2 separate regions of the Homo sapiens genome follow, and region 2 is linked to region 1. The links are chromatin loops, found by intact Hi-C in ENCODE. Cell type or tissue: chondrocyte. All regions are shown on one strand.

The links. A loop is a pair of places that touch in the nucleus more often than their neighbours do. Peaks named below come from ENCODE experiments on the same cell type or tissue, not always from the same donor. Only the 100,000 strongest peaks of a DNase experiment are listed, where the experiment ranks them.
Region 2: it touches region 1 in a loop (1.9-fold over the local background); 1 of 110 quality-filtered maps calls a loop at or near these places.

What each region holds. Positions count from the first base shown.
Region 1 is chr18:79,563,211-79,571,210 of GRCh38, forward strand. No RefSeq gene overlaps it. Among named protein-coding and RNA genes, the nearest start is that of CTDP1-DT, 110 kb to the right of the region's middle. RefSeq lists enhancers at 7,006-8,000, 7,064-7,620, 7,621-8,000. In chondrocyte, no CTCF peak of the experiment used is centred here; DNase peaks (open chromatin) are centred at 4,411, 4,751, 5,541, 7,561 and 1 weaker place.
Region 2 is chr18:79,452,904-79,460,903 of GRCh38, forward strand. The region is part of intron 6 of NFATC1 (nuclear factor of activated T cells 1); the gene reads left to right. LOC101927897 (a long non-coding RNA gene) reads right to left here. Exons shown (of 3, transcript XR_001753515.2): 3 at 4,624-8,000. Among named protein-coding and RNA genes, the nearest start is that of NFATC1, 61 kb to the left of the region's middle. RefSeq lists an enhancer at 7,494-7,853. In chondrocyte, no CTCF peak of the experiment used is centred here; no DNase peak of the experiment used is centred here.

The sequences.
Region 1 (8,000 bases):
CATGATAAAAATTATAGCAACATTATAAAACTTCTAGGCATGTGAGGAAAATATCACACCTAATCTCACCACTCTACCTCATAATCAGCATTTGGTGTTCTTATTTCTGCCTTTTGTCTTACACATTTTTAACCTTGCCATAACCAAGATCCACTGGAGTTTTGTGTTCTGCTTTTTTTCTAAATATCTAAGCATTTTCCTCTCACATGATTACATAACCCCCTTAACCATTTCTTTAAATGGCAACATTATTGTGATGGTCAGTTGTATTTGTCAATTTGGCTGAACTGTGGTGTTCAGTTGCTTGGTCAAATACTGATCTAGATGTGAAAGTTTTAAAATACGTTATTAAAATTCGCCGTCAGTTGACTTTAAGTAAAGCAAATTACCCTCTGCAATGTGGATTACTCTTATTCAATCAGTTGAATCCTTTAAGAGTAAAGACAGATTTACTGACGAAGAGGGAATTCTGCCTCAAGACTACACCACAGAAATCTAGTCCAACTGTTCAGCCCACTGGCCTGCCCTGTGGATTTTGTTTTAGTTTCCAGTCCCCAGAGTTGCACGGTCCAATTCCCTAGAATAGGTTTCTCTCCCTCTCTCTCATGTTTGTGTATGTGTGTGTGTTTATATTTGTGTATGTGTATATGTTTATATTTGTGTATGTGTGCGTGTTTATATTTGCGTATGTGTGTTTATATTTGTGTGTGTTTACATTTGCGTGTGTGTTTATATTTGCATATGTGTTTATATTTGCGTGTGTTTATATTTGTGTGTGTGTTTATATTTGCATATGTATGTGTTTATATTTGCGTGTTATATTTGCATGTGTATGTTTATATTTGTGTATGTGTATGAGTTTATATTTGCATGTGTTTATATTTGTGTATGTGTTTATATTTGCATATTTGTGTGTATGTTTACATTTGCGTATGTGTTTATATTTGTGTGTATGTGTTTATATTTGCGTGTGTGTTTATATTTGCATATGTGTGTTTAGATTTGCATATGTGTTTACATTTGCATGTGTTTTATATTTGCGTATGTGTGTTTATACTTGAGTGTTTATATTTGAGTGTTTATATTTGCATATGTGTATGTGTTTACATTTGCGTATGTGTATGTGCTTATATTTGCATGTGTTTATAGTTGCGTGTATGTTTATATTTGCCTGTGTGTGTGTTTATATTTGTGTGTCTATGTGTTTACGTTTGCATATGTGTATGTGTTTACATTTGCGTGTGTTCATATTTGCGTATGTGTGTACATGTTTATATTTGTGTATGTGTATGAGTTTATATTTGCGTGTTTATATTTGCATGTGTGTTTATATTTGTGTATGTGTTTACATTTGCATATGTGTATGTGTTTACATTTGCATGTGTGTTTCTATTTGCGTGTGTGTGTTTACATTTGAGTATGTGTATGTGTTTATATTTGGGTGTGTGTGTTTATATTTGCATATGTGTGTGTTTATATTTGCGTGTGTGTTTACATTTGCATATGTGTGTGTTTATATTTGCATATATCCTGCTGGTTCTATTTGTGTGGAGAACTCGGACTGATACAATTATATTCTATTGAGTTCTTAAATTTATTTAATTGCTTTGCTATTGTTGGATATTTTAGCTTTTTCCAAATTATGCTACTAAAACAATACATCAGTAAATATATGTACACACTTGTTCATATTTGGATTACTCCATATTAGATTCTTAGGCATTGAATTACCACACTAACAGTGTGCCCACATTGTTGGCATACATACTTTCTTCTGCCAACACCAACAATGTAATCTTCAACTCATTGGTTATCATATTTTTAAAAATGTGAGCCAGTTCCATAAATAAATCCAAACCCCTCATCATGGGTTACACCTTCAATGCTTACTCCATGCCAGACTTTGTCTAGCTACAGGGAGCTTGCAAAAAATAAAAAAAAAAAAACATAAAATTCAAAAGAAAGAAAATGAAAATAGAGCACTCCAGGCAAGGGAACAGCAAGTGCAGGAGGAAGGTCTTTAAGTAAAAACAATGAATCCCCAGCAGTCTGCACCAGGATGCAATCCATGCACTGCTTCCAGAGAGACTTACAAAAACAATTAGTAATTTAATGTGTCTGAAAATTTTTGTGCAAATATATGTTATCTTCATCAAAACTACGTACAGTACACTTAGGAAAAAAGTTTAGTTGCAAGCAACTTCACATTCAAAAATTTGTACATGTATGAATACACAACATGTCCCAATTCACGGTGGTTGCACTTCTGGTCTGACTCCTTCCAGCCTCCGAGGAAGCTTGGAGGACATGATGCAATTATGTTTTCATTCCTTGGCCACTGCTCTGGTCCAGAAGTCGTCTTCTGGAAACAAGTGTTCTTGGTTCCAATTTACCCATATCTTCCTTCCTAAAGTAAATCCCTACAACAACCCATGCTGATTTGTGTGTGTGGTGGGGGGCGGGGTGGGGGTGTACAAAAATACAAATGTAAAAGTAGACAGGGAGATGCCATTATTTATTTATTTATTTATTTGTTTTGAGATGGTCTTGCTCCGTTGCCCAGGCCGGAGTGCAGTGGTGCAATCTCGGTTCACTGCAACCTCCCCCTCCCAGGTTCAAGCAATTCTCCAGCTTCAGTCTCCCAAGTAGCTGGGACTACAGGTGCCTGCCACCACGCCCGGCTAATTTTTTTATTTTTTTATTTTTATTTTAGTAGATACAGGGTTTCGCCATGTTGGCCAGCCTGGTCTCGAACTCTTGACCTGAGGTGATCCACCCGCCTGGGCCTCCCAAAGTGCTGGGATTACAGGCGTGAGCCACTGCGCCTGGCCAATGCCTTTATTAATCACGGATATAAAAGGAATTTGGGTGGCTCAGCGTCTTGAAAGGAGAAAGGAAAGAGTCTCCACTTCTGACCATATTATGAAAAGGTAAAATGCCTTGTTTTTGCTGTGAACATGCTGTGACACAGGTGTGCGACTGAAGCTGACACGGCGGGGGGCCGCGTGAAGGGTCACAAGTCGTGTGCACGCCTGCCTTCCTGTTCCTTTGAGGTGAGGGTCCCGGGTCGTGTGCACGCCTGCCTTCTTGTTCCTTTGGGTCTTTACTGGAGCTCATTTCTGGGCTTGTTCTAAGAGTCATTTCCGGAGAAGTCACTTGGGGAAAGGAGGAGGAACAAGAGAAAGTGGGACGTAGCGAGGGACCACCGCAGAGACGGATGGGGCTTAGCCGCAGCAGGTTCTGGAGGGACCGTGGCTACATCAGAGGAGCTCCGAGGGGACTAACTCAGCGTGCCCTGTGCGTTTGTGTGAGATCCGTCAGCCTCGCATCCGCGTGCCCCACCGCCTGGACTATCCTTGCTTCCAAGAGTGCCCCGTCCCTTTCTCATCTACAGAAGCTTAAACTGTCGTCACATGTGGCCTCTGAATTCTTTCTTCTTCTAAGCCAGGGCTTTGCAACTTTTTTTAAACTGAGACCCACAATAAGAGGCACATTGTACATCACAACCAGCACGTACACGCAGAAGTGAAATAAGAGTTTGTGAAACAGCACTCCCTCTGATGAGTGATTCCCTGATAGAAATCACGACTTCCATTATGGTCATAGAAATAGGTGCTTCCATGCTGCTCTGCTCCTTTTTGAAAATGCTCGTTAGGACTCATTAAATTGATTTCACAACCAGCTGTTTCACAAACAGGTCTAAGTCGTTGCAGCCTGGAAGCTGCTTCTCTGAGGAGGCTGCGGCAGCACTGACCCGAGGGCCCGTCCTCATTTCCGCCTCTTCCCGGCCTCTCTCGCACGGGTCGTGAAACCCACTGTGTCCCCATCACCCCATCCCAGAGGACTCTCTTCTTCTGTCCCCACCCCACAATCCTCCTGCTGTACCTTTCCCCAGGCCCCACCGAACTGCACGGTGTCAGTGACTCGCCTCGGTGCCCGGGCACCCACCCCTGGCCGGCGCCAAGCCCGGCCTCATCCTCGTCCCTCTGGCCTCAGGCTGTGGGATCTGCCCTCATTCTGTAAAGGCTTTTGTGTCCCTGAAACGCTTCCTTTGTTGTGACGAGACTAAGGTGTGAGACAGGATTACAACACACCAAAATGCAGCCACGTCTTAGGCCTGGAGTTGTGGGTGACTGGTAGCATATTCTTTATATATTTGCATTGCATTTTCCAACTTGTCTCCAATGGATCACGTTACTTTTAGGACCAGAAAGAAAACTGACATTAGGATGAGAAGAAGTGGAAAGGCATTGCTGGTCCGTCTGTCTGGGTCTCGCTGGTGCCGCCCCTGGTCAGGGGGTGCTGGCTGCAGGTGGTCTGTCCCGGAGCCTGTGGCCCATTTTCAGTGAGGAGCAGGAAAGCCCAAAGCTGTTGCTGGCGGCTGGTGGTGCTGCTGCGGGGGGCTCCACGCGGCGGGGCCATTGCTGCCCCTCAAGGGCACCGTGGGGGCCCCCAGTCTGCGGGGCTGGCGAGTGGCTTCCTGGCACAGATGTTTTTTATATGTTTGTTCCAGCTATGTCTGGCTAAGCCGCCTCTTTCTAAATGCAGGGCCTGTGCACACATTTGCTCCGGGGATTTTTTTCTACTTTGAAAGGCAGCTCTCGGCAGGGCTGGCTGTGTTTCCTTTGCGATGTGAGCTGCTCGGTGTCGGATGTCACGGATCTGGGGTGTTGGGGACGTGGAGGAGGGAGGCGCAGGCCTCTGCTCGCCAAGGCGGATCCCAGCCCGTCTGCAGCCTCACCTCCTGTTTCAGTGGCCATGCTGATGATGTCACCCACATACCGAAGTGAACATGCTATTTCCTGACCTAAAGTCAGCCAAGGGGAGCGGGCAAGTCTGTGTGAATCTTCCTTTCCCCCTGAGATGGCGAAGTCAACACAGAAGACGTGGTTTCCCTGAGCTCCGGCTTCTGGGCTCTGAGTTTCCCCCCAGCTCCCTCCACTTCTCCGCTGTCCGTCTCCTCCATTTGTCTAAGGGAAGAGACAGGGAAGAAGAAGTGTGGCCTGGGTGGATTCTGGCCCTAAAGTGAAGCATAAAAGAATAAAGAGAAAGAACAGGACATCTCCACGAGCTCAGGGCAGGCAAAGCTTGCTCAGGGCAGTCAAATAGGACACAGAAAATCCAAGCCATACAGGAAAAGGTTAATCTCATTTGACTTCGTTAAAATGATAAACTTTTGTTCATCGAAAGACATCATTCCAAAAAGAAGAGGCAAGTCAGACTCAGAGATTGGTGGTCCATGCAGCCAACAAATAACCAGAATATATATAAAGAACACTTACATATCCATAAGAAACATGCTAACAGCTCTATTTTTTTAATGGGCAGAATACTGGCACAGGAGTTTCACAGATGAGGATATCCAAATGGTCAGTCCACATTGGAAAGGTGCTCAGTGTCACCATTCATCAGGAGGACAACCACGAGATGCCATCATCCCCCCACAGAAGGCTTGAAGCCCAGAGGACTGACGGGGCCAGTGTCAGAGGGGGTGCAGGGCAAACAGCCCATTGTGGACAGAAGCCTCAGTGGACGCAGCCACCTTGGAAGCGCTGGTTATTGGTGATTCTTTCTCTGCAGGTGGTCCGACCTGTGTGCCCTCACTGGCTCACCACTCTTCCCGTGAGCTTAGGGCAAGCAAAGATTTCTTACACAGGTCCCAGAACATTCTTGCATTCCATGCATCTTGGAAAGCAACCCTGTCCACGGCTTTGTTTTCTGCTCCACCTGCGTGGCTGTTACCTGTGGCACCTAAACATTGCTCAAGGACCTGGCAGCAGCTGCAGCCATGCTCCTGCCAGGCTCCTGATAAGATTGGAAATCACGTGCAACGCTGAGCGCCATCAGCTGAGATTTGGACCTTAAAGCTGCTCCTTATGCTAACATTTTTTTTCTCAGCATGGAACTGCGAAGTGTCCTAAATGTGGAAAATCGAATTGGGTGTCAGAAAAAAACCAATAAGTGCCTCTTCAATAATTAACAGATGGAGATCCAGACCAACAGCAAAGTTAATCAATGCAAAAAGGTGGTGCAGGACAGACAAACAGAAACTCAGGAGCTCCTTTTAGAAACCAGAGGCTCCTGGCGGGAGCACTCACGACCTCCTCAGGTCACTAAGCTGGGGTATGCGCCACACTACCTGGCCACGGTCTCTTCCTCAGATTTGCCATAAACCTCACCTGGCGTCCTCAAGTACACTTTGACCACATGGGCATCAGAACATCAAGTGGGAAACACGCATGAATTTTCCACCCCAGGATCCTGGAAAAAGAAGCACTTGTTCCTACAGAACCTGCTTATTCTGATCTTTGGGTAACTAGATAATTCTTTCTAAATCCTGCTGAGGGTGAAGAATATTGTGTTCCATGTTTTAAAAACACATTGGAAGAACACCGTTCTTTCTGAAGCCAGAAGGGAAATACATCAACAGCTGAGGTGAGGTTTCGCTACGGTGCTCAGCAGATTTAGATAACATGGTGTCTGAGTCCAGTAGTACATGCTCTCACCTTCACTGTCTCAGTACAACAGGACACGCTCTCACCTTCACCATCTGGGTACAGCAAGACACGCCCTCACCTTTACCGTCTCAGTACAGCAGGACACACTCTCACCTTCACCGTCTCAGCGCAGCGGGACACGCCATCACCTTCACCGTCTGAGTGCAGCAGGACACGCCCTCACCTTCACCGTCTCAGTACAGCAGGACACACTCTCACCTTCACTGTCTCAGTATAGCGGTCCACGCCCTCACCTTCACCGTCTCAGTACAGCCAAACACGCCCTCACCTTCACCGTCTCAGTACAGCAGAACATGCCCTCACCTTCACCGTCTCAGCACAGCAGGACATGCCCTCACCTTCACCGTCTCAGTACAGCAGGACATACCCTCACCTTCACCGTCTCAGTACAGTGTGACAGTGCTCTCACCTTCACCATCTGAGTACAGTGGGACAGCACTCTCACCTTTATAGTCCCGGTGAGTGATCTATGGAACTGGTGCTTTTTTTTTATTTTTATTTTTTTGTGGAGTGTCTGAAAAATCTCTCCAGTGGTGGTGACTGGGGTGAGTTATCAAGATGAAGCAAATTGGACTGAACTATATGAGAAAAAGCCAGGCCTGCAGAAGATAGGCTGATGGAAGCCCACAGAAATGAGTGAAACTGAAGGCGGGGCCGAGGTTGCCCCAGACCTTCGCTACACACACCCCTCAGAGCTGTTTCTCAAAGATGTTTACACTAGCAAGAGGCTCAGCGTTCATCGTTTATAACAGCTTCTGGGAGCCACAGTTGAGTTTACCGTCTCGCCTTTCAGTACTTATGTATGCAGGGTGGCAACTCAAGCTATCATGGTCACAGAATTAAGAGGGACGAACGTGGATAGGTAGGGTTTCATTTTCCATATCCCTCCAGCAAGCAGGGTGGGTGAGGATGGGGACGCTTTCCTCTCCTGCTTGAGAGCCGACTTCTTAGAGGCCTTAGTAGACATCCACCAAACATCCAACCACCACAGAGGGCGACGGGAAGACCCCCTCATCCAGGGCAAGCAGCTGCGGAGCTCACACGGGGTCGGGGCGAGGGCATCCCGCTGGCATGCGCTTGTAGCCACGGCAGGGGCCCTGGAAGAGAGACAGGAATTAGTCATCCCACGGTTTGTCGTCTGGCGGTGTAGTTTGACACTTGAGAGATGTGATCTTTATTTCAGAAACACCATCTGGCCATCAGCCCAATTCTTGACTTTTTCATTTCTCTCAAGATGATCATTAGGAGTGGTTTCAACAAAACTGAACACAGAATTTTGAGGGCCCCAATCATGACTCAACCAGAGCCCTCCCTGAATTCTTCATGAGTCAGCCCGGCCCTCCCCACTGACTTCACCCTAGCGGGCACCTGTCTTTCTTCTTCTTTTATCACTTTTTGCTTCTCTTTTGGTTTCCAGCTCTGACTGAATTCAGACCCAACACCTTCCAATTCTTCCCGGCCCCCTCAGGGAAACCCAGAGGC
Region 2 (8,000 bases), 110 kb before region 1:
CGGAGGCATTCAGCCTTGATAATGGGGTCTTGATTTGTACAGTTTGCCGGAAACTTAAGTGCTTCAATCAAAATCGGCTTTAGAGGTCTTTGACTCTAACTTGGCTTCCTATAGAATCAGGGCTTAATTGGAAAACATGTTTTAAATTACAGAGAAAACCAACTAAGGGCAGTGACCGGGAAGGCATTTGCATTGCCCGTGCCTTCTCGGGAGGAGGCTAATTTTGAAATAATTTTCCCTTCAGAGCTTTCGGTGTGTGTCCACGCGTTGGCGGAGAAACACTTCGCCCACAGTGTAGGGCCTCGCTTGGGCCAAGACTGGCCAGAACCGTGGCTCCCAGCTTCTGCTTTTCAAAGCCCAGACCTGAGCAGCCTCCTTGCTTTTTCTTCTGCCCAGAGAGGCCTGGGCACCTTGGCAGAGCCTCCCCCCGAATGCAGTCCGCAGAGGTGCCCCAGCTCCTGCCCTAGCCAAGTTACTGTGCTGAGTTGGTGCCACGGCGCCATGGGTAAGGGCAGCCACCAGCCTGCGAGGGCCAGGAGCCAAGGGGATGCAGGACCAGCCCTGGCCTCATGCGGCCGCCCCTACAGGCAGCCCCTCCTGCCTTCATCATCACTGTGAGCTGTGGGGTCAGCAGGCCGGAGGGGTACCTGTTCTGCCCTTAAGCTCGGCTGCCACAGCCACACTTCTGGGCAATGCCAGTTTGTCTGCCCATGTCCTCCTCTTGTCCCATGAGGTCAGGGTGGGTCTCTGACCCTCTGCCAGCACCAGCCGGCGTCTGGTATACAGCAGGTGAGCCATAAATGAATAGGTGCTGTGCTCGAGAGCACGTGAAGCTGTGAATACTGCAGGGATGAAGCCAGACCACGTTGATAATTTTATTCTTTATAGTTGAATAAGATAATTTGCATATTCATACACACACAAGCACATTCCATGTTTTCAAAAGTGGAGAACAAATGTCCACATAATTTTCTTCCTCCACTTCCGGCTTCTCAGGCGGGAGCCGTTGCTTACAACACGTGCTGATGTGCAGTGACAGGTTGGTGCAGCAGAAAGCCCCACATCCTCATCCTGGCAACGAGAGAAACCACTAAACTGAATTTAAATTAAAAACACAGTTGCCCTCTCGTTTTCTGATGGGATCGTCTGGTCTGTTTAAAGTTCTGTTTTAGACTGCTCTTGCAGATGGAACCAGGGCCGGGTGTGAGCTCAGGAGGGGAGGTTCCTGCTGAGGAAATCCGTCAGTAGGGCAGTTGAAGTGGCTTCTCCAGGAAGGGCCCCTGCGTCTCTCGACTGTCCTGCTCATTCCGAGGGTGCAGATGGTTGTAGCTGTTGGGAATGTTGGCTCTGGACACAGGCCAGGGTCGGCTCCACCCTGTCCTTCTCTGGAGTACGTAGGAAGCTCATTGTCCAGGCCAGCTCAGCCTCTGCGTATCAGCCAGGCCACCTTCAGCTGCTATGGGTTCACAGCATCTCTGAGCTTTGGGAAGTTTTAGATGGAGCGGCTCCACTGCCCTGGAAGGCTGGGAGAAGCTGGTGTTGGCCTCATGAGGAAGGGAGTCCCCGCAGCAGGGCTGCATTGCGGGGAGCCGGCCGGGCAAGGGCATGGCTCGCCGTAGCCTGGGTGCCGGGTCCCTCTGGGATGCTCCAGCAGGGCAGGAGGAGGGTGGGTGTTTGAGTCTCAGCCTGCGCTCCACGGAGCTTCCTCCCAGGTGTCTCAGGGCGGCGCAAAAGGCCGGGAGCGGAGTCAGCCTTTCTCTGAGGACTTAGTTTACAGCTTCCTCGGAAAACGACATTTTCCGATGATGAAAATCTGTGAGGAATGTTCTTCCAGGAGGCAGGTTGGCTGTGGGGAGCCGAGGGCCGGGTGTTGGTTTAGAAGCCCCTGGTAGCATCACAAGAACCCCCAGTTTCCAAGGCTGCAGGGGTTCAGCTGCAGGAAGTGGGAACCACACCCCTCTCCCACCCACACCCCTCCCCACCTTCACACCTGCACCCCTCCCGCCTGTTAAAGATCACTGTGTCTGTGTTCCGATGTGAGGCACCTCTCTGTACACGCGTGAACGTTGAAGCTGCTGAGGGACACACTAACGTTCAACATAAACGAAACGCCCGAAGAACGCCCGCGTGAAACGTGAGCTCGGGCTGTGTCTAGAGCCTGGCTGAGATGAGACAGAAGGCGCAAGGTTCTGAGATGTGGATGCATCAAACATGAGCCAGTTCTCGATGCTGGAGCTGAACAACCTCCTTTTCTTAAGTCACGCGTCTGTTCTGGTGCCGTTTTTTAAAAACATCAGCGAAGCCTGTTTTGGTGTCGCTGCGCGGAAGCCACACTACGACGCCGGGGGTGAAGACTCCCACTCCGTTTGCCAGCGATCGCGCAGCGGGCAGGGCTCAGCGGGTGGGGCTGCACGGGTCTCGTCAGTGGTCGTTTCTGTGGCCGCCGTGACTGGCAGGCCAGCTGGGGCCTGGACGGCCGGCGTCTCCTTCTCCAGGTAATCAGGGCCCCTCTACGTGGCCTCCCGGGGCCCCTCTGGGGAGGCAGCCTGGCATCTCACAGGCGGCCGGGGCTCCCGGGAAGCAGAGACGGGCTGTGCCAGGGCTCCTAGGCCCAGGCCTGGACCCAGTGCCGTGCCAGCCACCACCCCAGGGGCCCTGCCCTGGTTCGCAGGGAGACACACAGAAATGTGGGAGGCCGGGTGGCCTGCACGGTGGGAGCGAGTAGACAGAGCCCCTCCCGGAGGCCCCCAGCCCAGCACATCCAGAGCCCTCCCCTGAGAAACCCCAGACAGCCAGGTTCGCCCCAAACCCAACATGGTGGGACCCCAGCTCGCCCCCCATCTCACGGCCGCCCCATCCCACGGCCGCCCCATCCCACGGCCGCCCCATCCCACGGCCGCCCCATCCTCTGGCCCTGGATGTTACCACGTGGAGAAGACAGGCCTGTGGGCAGGCACTAGCCACACTGCAGGAGACGCAGGCTAGGTTTCCAGATTTCTCCACACAGCAGCAGGCGGAGGGCCTGCCTCCCACCTCACTGGGAGGGCCAGGACTCCAAATCTGGGCCAAATGTATGTTGTTATTTTTCAAATAAAGGGACCAAAGGCCCGGGCCTTTCCAAGGCTGCCCTGCCATGGGACCGTGACCGGTGTGGTTCCCAGGACTTCCACAAGCTCTGACAGGCACCTGGCCGTTGTTTTGGGAGGCTCCACCCAGCAGCCACAGAGCTTAGCTGGCAGCTGGCAGGACACTTGCAAGGACACGGAACTGTCACGGAACCACCGTGGCTTTGGGCTGTCACGGAACCACCGTGGCCTTGGCAGCTGCTGGTCCTATGCCGGGACACACACATTCACCGCGGCGAGTGTGGGGTGCATGTCCCCAGGCAGAGGCCATGTCATCCAGGTGCAGGAAGCGCCAGGCAAGGACCCTCCTGTCCGCCCAGAGAGCCGGGTCAGAGGAGTCCCCAGGCCTGAAGCCACTCCCTCCGGGCTCACCTTCAGGTTCCTTCAAGGCCAGGGGGAGGTTCACCCACCCCAGGGTGTCGCGGAAGCCCCGAGGCCCCTGCAGGCCCCGATTTCCCCAGTGAGGCATCAGTGCCCGCTGGCCACCCTGCCCCTCTCCTCCTCCAGCTGCCCCTGCTCCTTGTTTTCCTAGGGTCTGGTTCTTTCTCGCGGGCGGGGAGGAGGTGAGGGTCAGGGCCCCTGTAAGGCAGACTAGTGGCACTGCCCCTTTCGGCCCTTGCTGTCCCTCCTCTGTCCCTTGTGGAAGGTCTCGGCCTGGGGCAGAGGAGCGGGCCGAGGAGGAAGGTGGAGTCCAGGTGGGTGGTGGGGTCTGTGTTCTGTTTTAGTCGTGCGGGATGTAGGCCGAGGGAGATGGACCCGGGGGATGGCTGCCTCTGTGGCATCTCCGTGGTGTGCCCTCTGACGGGGCTGGGTGAGCAAGGAGGACACAGCTGGGAATTCCCAGCTCCAGCGTCCGCGGCACGGGCAGCCTCCCTGTGTGGAGCAGCTCAGCTGTCACCTCCTGAAGATGTTGGATGCTGGCCCCGAAGGCAGCATCGCAATGACAACACCTTCAGAGGTGTCCATCCCAACAGTTTAAAGGCCAAATGCAGATCTTTCAGATTTGTGTTTTCAGGGAGAAGGTGACATTGCTGGGCGCCTGTGAGTGTGGACAGACATCACTGTCGCCGTGTGCTCCGAGAGAGGAGAGTTGGGGCTGCTTTGTCACCACATGGCGTCTTTGGGAGCAGGACAGGTGGCCGGGCTGAACCCCCAGGCTTCTCTGTTTGCTCCCAGAGACCACACAGGGAAGGCAAGGAGGGCAGCGCCCGGGGAAGAGACACCTGCCCGTGTCTTCCTCATGCCCTGAGGATGGCTCAGTGGCCCAGATGGTCCAGGACCCCTAGAATTGAGTGATGACCCCACAGTTCTCATCAAGCCGCATTCTGGATAGCGCTAGGGGCGACTCTCAGACTCCCCCTGCCTGGGCCCCGCTGGTGTGGGGAGGCCACGCGTCACGTCAGTCCCCACTGCAGGAGGAGGGGCCGGGCTTCTGGCTCCCCTCCCTCCTCTCCCTTCTCAGGCCTTTTGGGATCATACACGACAAAGTCACCCATGGTCATGTTGGCTAGTTTCTTTTTTATATCAGCTTTATCGAAATATGATCTATACACCATTTAATTCACTCAAAGTGTATAATTCGGTGGGTTTTGGTGGCTTCACATAATTATGCGGCCACCACCAATTTCAGAACATTTTCTTGTCCCCAGAAAGAAACCCTTGCCCATGAGTGGCCACCCCTGCTCTCCCTTCCCCCACCCCGGCTCCGACAACCCCAATGCCCCCTCGCCGTGGCCTCGCCTGGTCTGGCTGCTCCCTGCTGGCCTGCTGGGGAACCCCATCCTGCCGGCTGTGGTGCCTGGCAGCTTCTGTGGAGCGTGGCATCCTCCATGTTCCCTCGTTGGTGTGGGTCAGGGCGTAGGGTCCTCAGGTCCCCTCGTTGGCACAGGTCGGGACGTGGGGTCTTTCTGTGGCTGAGGGAAGCCCACCGTGTGGCTGCCCACACCTGTCTGTCGATGGCACTAGGCCACGTCCACCCTGTGGAGATGATCGTGGAAAAGCCGCCATGAACCTCAGTGCGTGAGTCCTGTGTGGACGCCTGCCTGTCTCCTGAGCACATGCCTCGGTGTGAAAGGGCTGTGGGTCACAGGGTGGCTCCGTGTGAGGCCCTGCAGGCAGATGTGCAGCAGGGCTGGGTGGCTGTTTCCCCTCCAGAATCTCCTCTGGGAGCCAGGCTGGGACAGACTCCTGGGGGAGAGCCGGGGATGGATGAGACGCCCCAGGGACGCTCGCTTCTGGGCATGAGGATGCTGTGGGGTGCACGGCACGAGGACGCCGCGGGGAGCAGGGCACGAGGATGCTTTGGGGAGCAGGGCAGGAGACGCCGTGGGGAGCAGGGCTCGAGGGCACCGTGGGACCCAGGGACGCTGCTGCTTCCACCAGCGGCCCTCGTGGCTTTCTTTGTGGAAACAGTGGCTCAGCATCAGCACCGGCGTGGGGGTGGCCCGGCTCCGGGCGGCGGGTCCTGGCCGGTCTGGGAGGCTCCTGGGCCCGCAGGCCTGCCTGTGTGGAAACCTCGCGGGTGTGGCAGGGAAGCCTCCCGATGACTCAGACTGCAGGGAATTCCCTAATGATCTGGAATATTTTTACTCCTGCACTCGGGCAGTTTCCTACTAAGGACTCGGAGCTCTGATAAGGCTGAACACAAAGGCCCTTTCAGGACCGGCTGCCTTCCTTCCTGCCAGGGGCTGAGTTTTGAACAGCACGGGGGCCGGCGCTGCCCGTCCGGGCCTCCACGGAGCTGGGAGCCGCCATGGCGATGCTCTTGCCGGCGGGACGCGGCCCTGCGTCTCCTTTCCTGAGATGCGAGGTTATTTCCATCTTTCAGCAGTCTCGGCGCTTTGTCTTGTTCTGGAAGCAATTGCTAGATAGACATTTCTGGCCGTGAATACTATTGCTTTTGAAAGACAATTACTTTATGATCCTTAAGCAGAAACAGAAAGCCTGCCCTCACCCTCACCCTGGTCGACCTGAAACGGCCACAGACGTCGGACACCACGGGGAGAGGCCCCACCTCCAAGAGGGAAGGCCACAGGCGCTGGCTCAGCCGGGGTCTTTGAGGAAGGCAGGGATGTTTGTCGGTTCCCCGCACTTTTAGGGGAAGTCTAAGCGTATCTGCTCCCACCTGCGCAGGAATTGCAGGGTGCGGGTGCTCCCAGGTGTGCGGTGGAGGCTGCTCCATGGCAGCTGCTGAGCTGGGCCTGGCTGGCCACGCAGACGTGGCTCCCCTTGGGGCCGCTCCGGCAAGGATGGTTCCCCACAGGCCCACGAGGCACGGGTGGGAAAAGACGCCTCCATGCCGTCGTTCCATTTGCTTTTCATGGACTCACCGCTGCGGGGCAGCCACCTGGAGGAGGCCGCGGGGGAGACGGCTGGAGTCCCTCTTGCTTCTCGGGACATAAAGAGAGGAGCAGGCTGTGTTGGCCTCGGCTGCAAAAATGGCGTCCCCTCGGGGTGTCATTAAACGCGACATCCTGGCCCCGTGTGCGCCTCAGTGTCCCTCCTGCTCAGCACAGTCACTGAACCTCCCTCCCCTTGCCAGTGCCAAAGGCCTCCACAGCGTCAGGGAAGTTCCTAGGGAAGCTGAAGTTGTGACTCTGAGCTTCCTGGGCTGGGCGGGAAGCAAACTATAGCCTGTTGCGCCCGGGAGCTTCAGAGGACCACAGCCTTTTGTGGGGTGTGGACGGGGCCTCACCCCAAAGATGGACTTTGTCATAAGAAAAGTTCAAAAGTCATTTTCAAAAGGTGCCAAACAACCAGAAGACTTAGTTACACACAGAGTGATTTGGATTTTTATGAAGTGGGGGTGGAGGGGCTTCTGAGTGGTGCATCTGGGCTGGGGGCTTCTGGGAATCCTGTGGCATCAGCACCTGTGCTGGAGTGAAAACGCCTCTTTCTTCCCAGCTCCTGAGCTTTCCAGGGCCTGGAGGACTTGCTGCTTCATGAAACTCAGATGGCTTCAAGCGCAACTGAGTGTACTTTTTAGTTTCCTGTAATTTTTTTCCTAGAGGAGAGAGGGATGCCAGGCTCTATCGAGTGGGTTCATCTGGTGGGTAATTTGCGTGGGGACCTCGGGCCTCCCGGGCTGGCATGGCCAGGGCTTGGCTGGGCGGCTCTGGGGTCCTGTGTGACTCACATTTCCTCTCCACCCTCCACCCAGGCAGCAGCCCGGCACTGTAACAGAGAAAAAGGAGATTTTGTCTGATTTATCAGTAATTGAGGGTTTGTAACAGACACACATTTTCTTCTTTGGAGACAGAGCATAAGGATAAACTTAAGTGTGTATACCTGTAACTGTTCATTTTGGGAACAGACTTTATTTTGGAGAAGATAAAAGGCAGGAAGAGACTCTGTAGGAGATTGACATCTGTTAATTTGAGATAATTGCCCCAAACTCAGCCCATCTGAGGGGCCAGGCCGTGCACACACCCAGGCTGTGGTGGGGCCGCCTTGTCCGTGTGCGCCTGGAGCCCCCACTCTGCCAGGCCTGGAGCAGAGAGCACAACGCGTCCTTTCACTACACCTCTGGGAGCCTTTTTATTTTTTAAAAACATGCAAATGGCCACTGGGGAAATGCCAAAAATACCTCGTGTTTTGCATTTCTGTCTCCTGATGGGCAAGAAGTTGTCAGAGGAAGGCTCTTCTCATTTACCCAGTGGTTCCTTTGCACACAGGCAGGGCCAGCGGCCAGGCCCTCATCCACCAGAGTAGACCCCAGCACGAGCAGGCGTCGCACCCTGGCGTGGAGCCCCCGGCCCCCCGTCACTACTCTCACACCTCCTGCATCCCTGGGAGGCTGGGCTGGGAACTGCAGAGCCGGGTCCCAGGTCCACGCACAGACGCCCTGCACACGCTCTGCTGATGGGGTACCTGCTC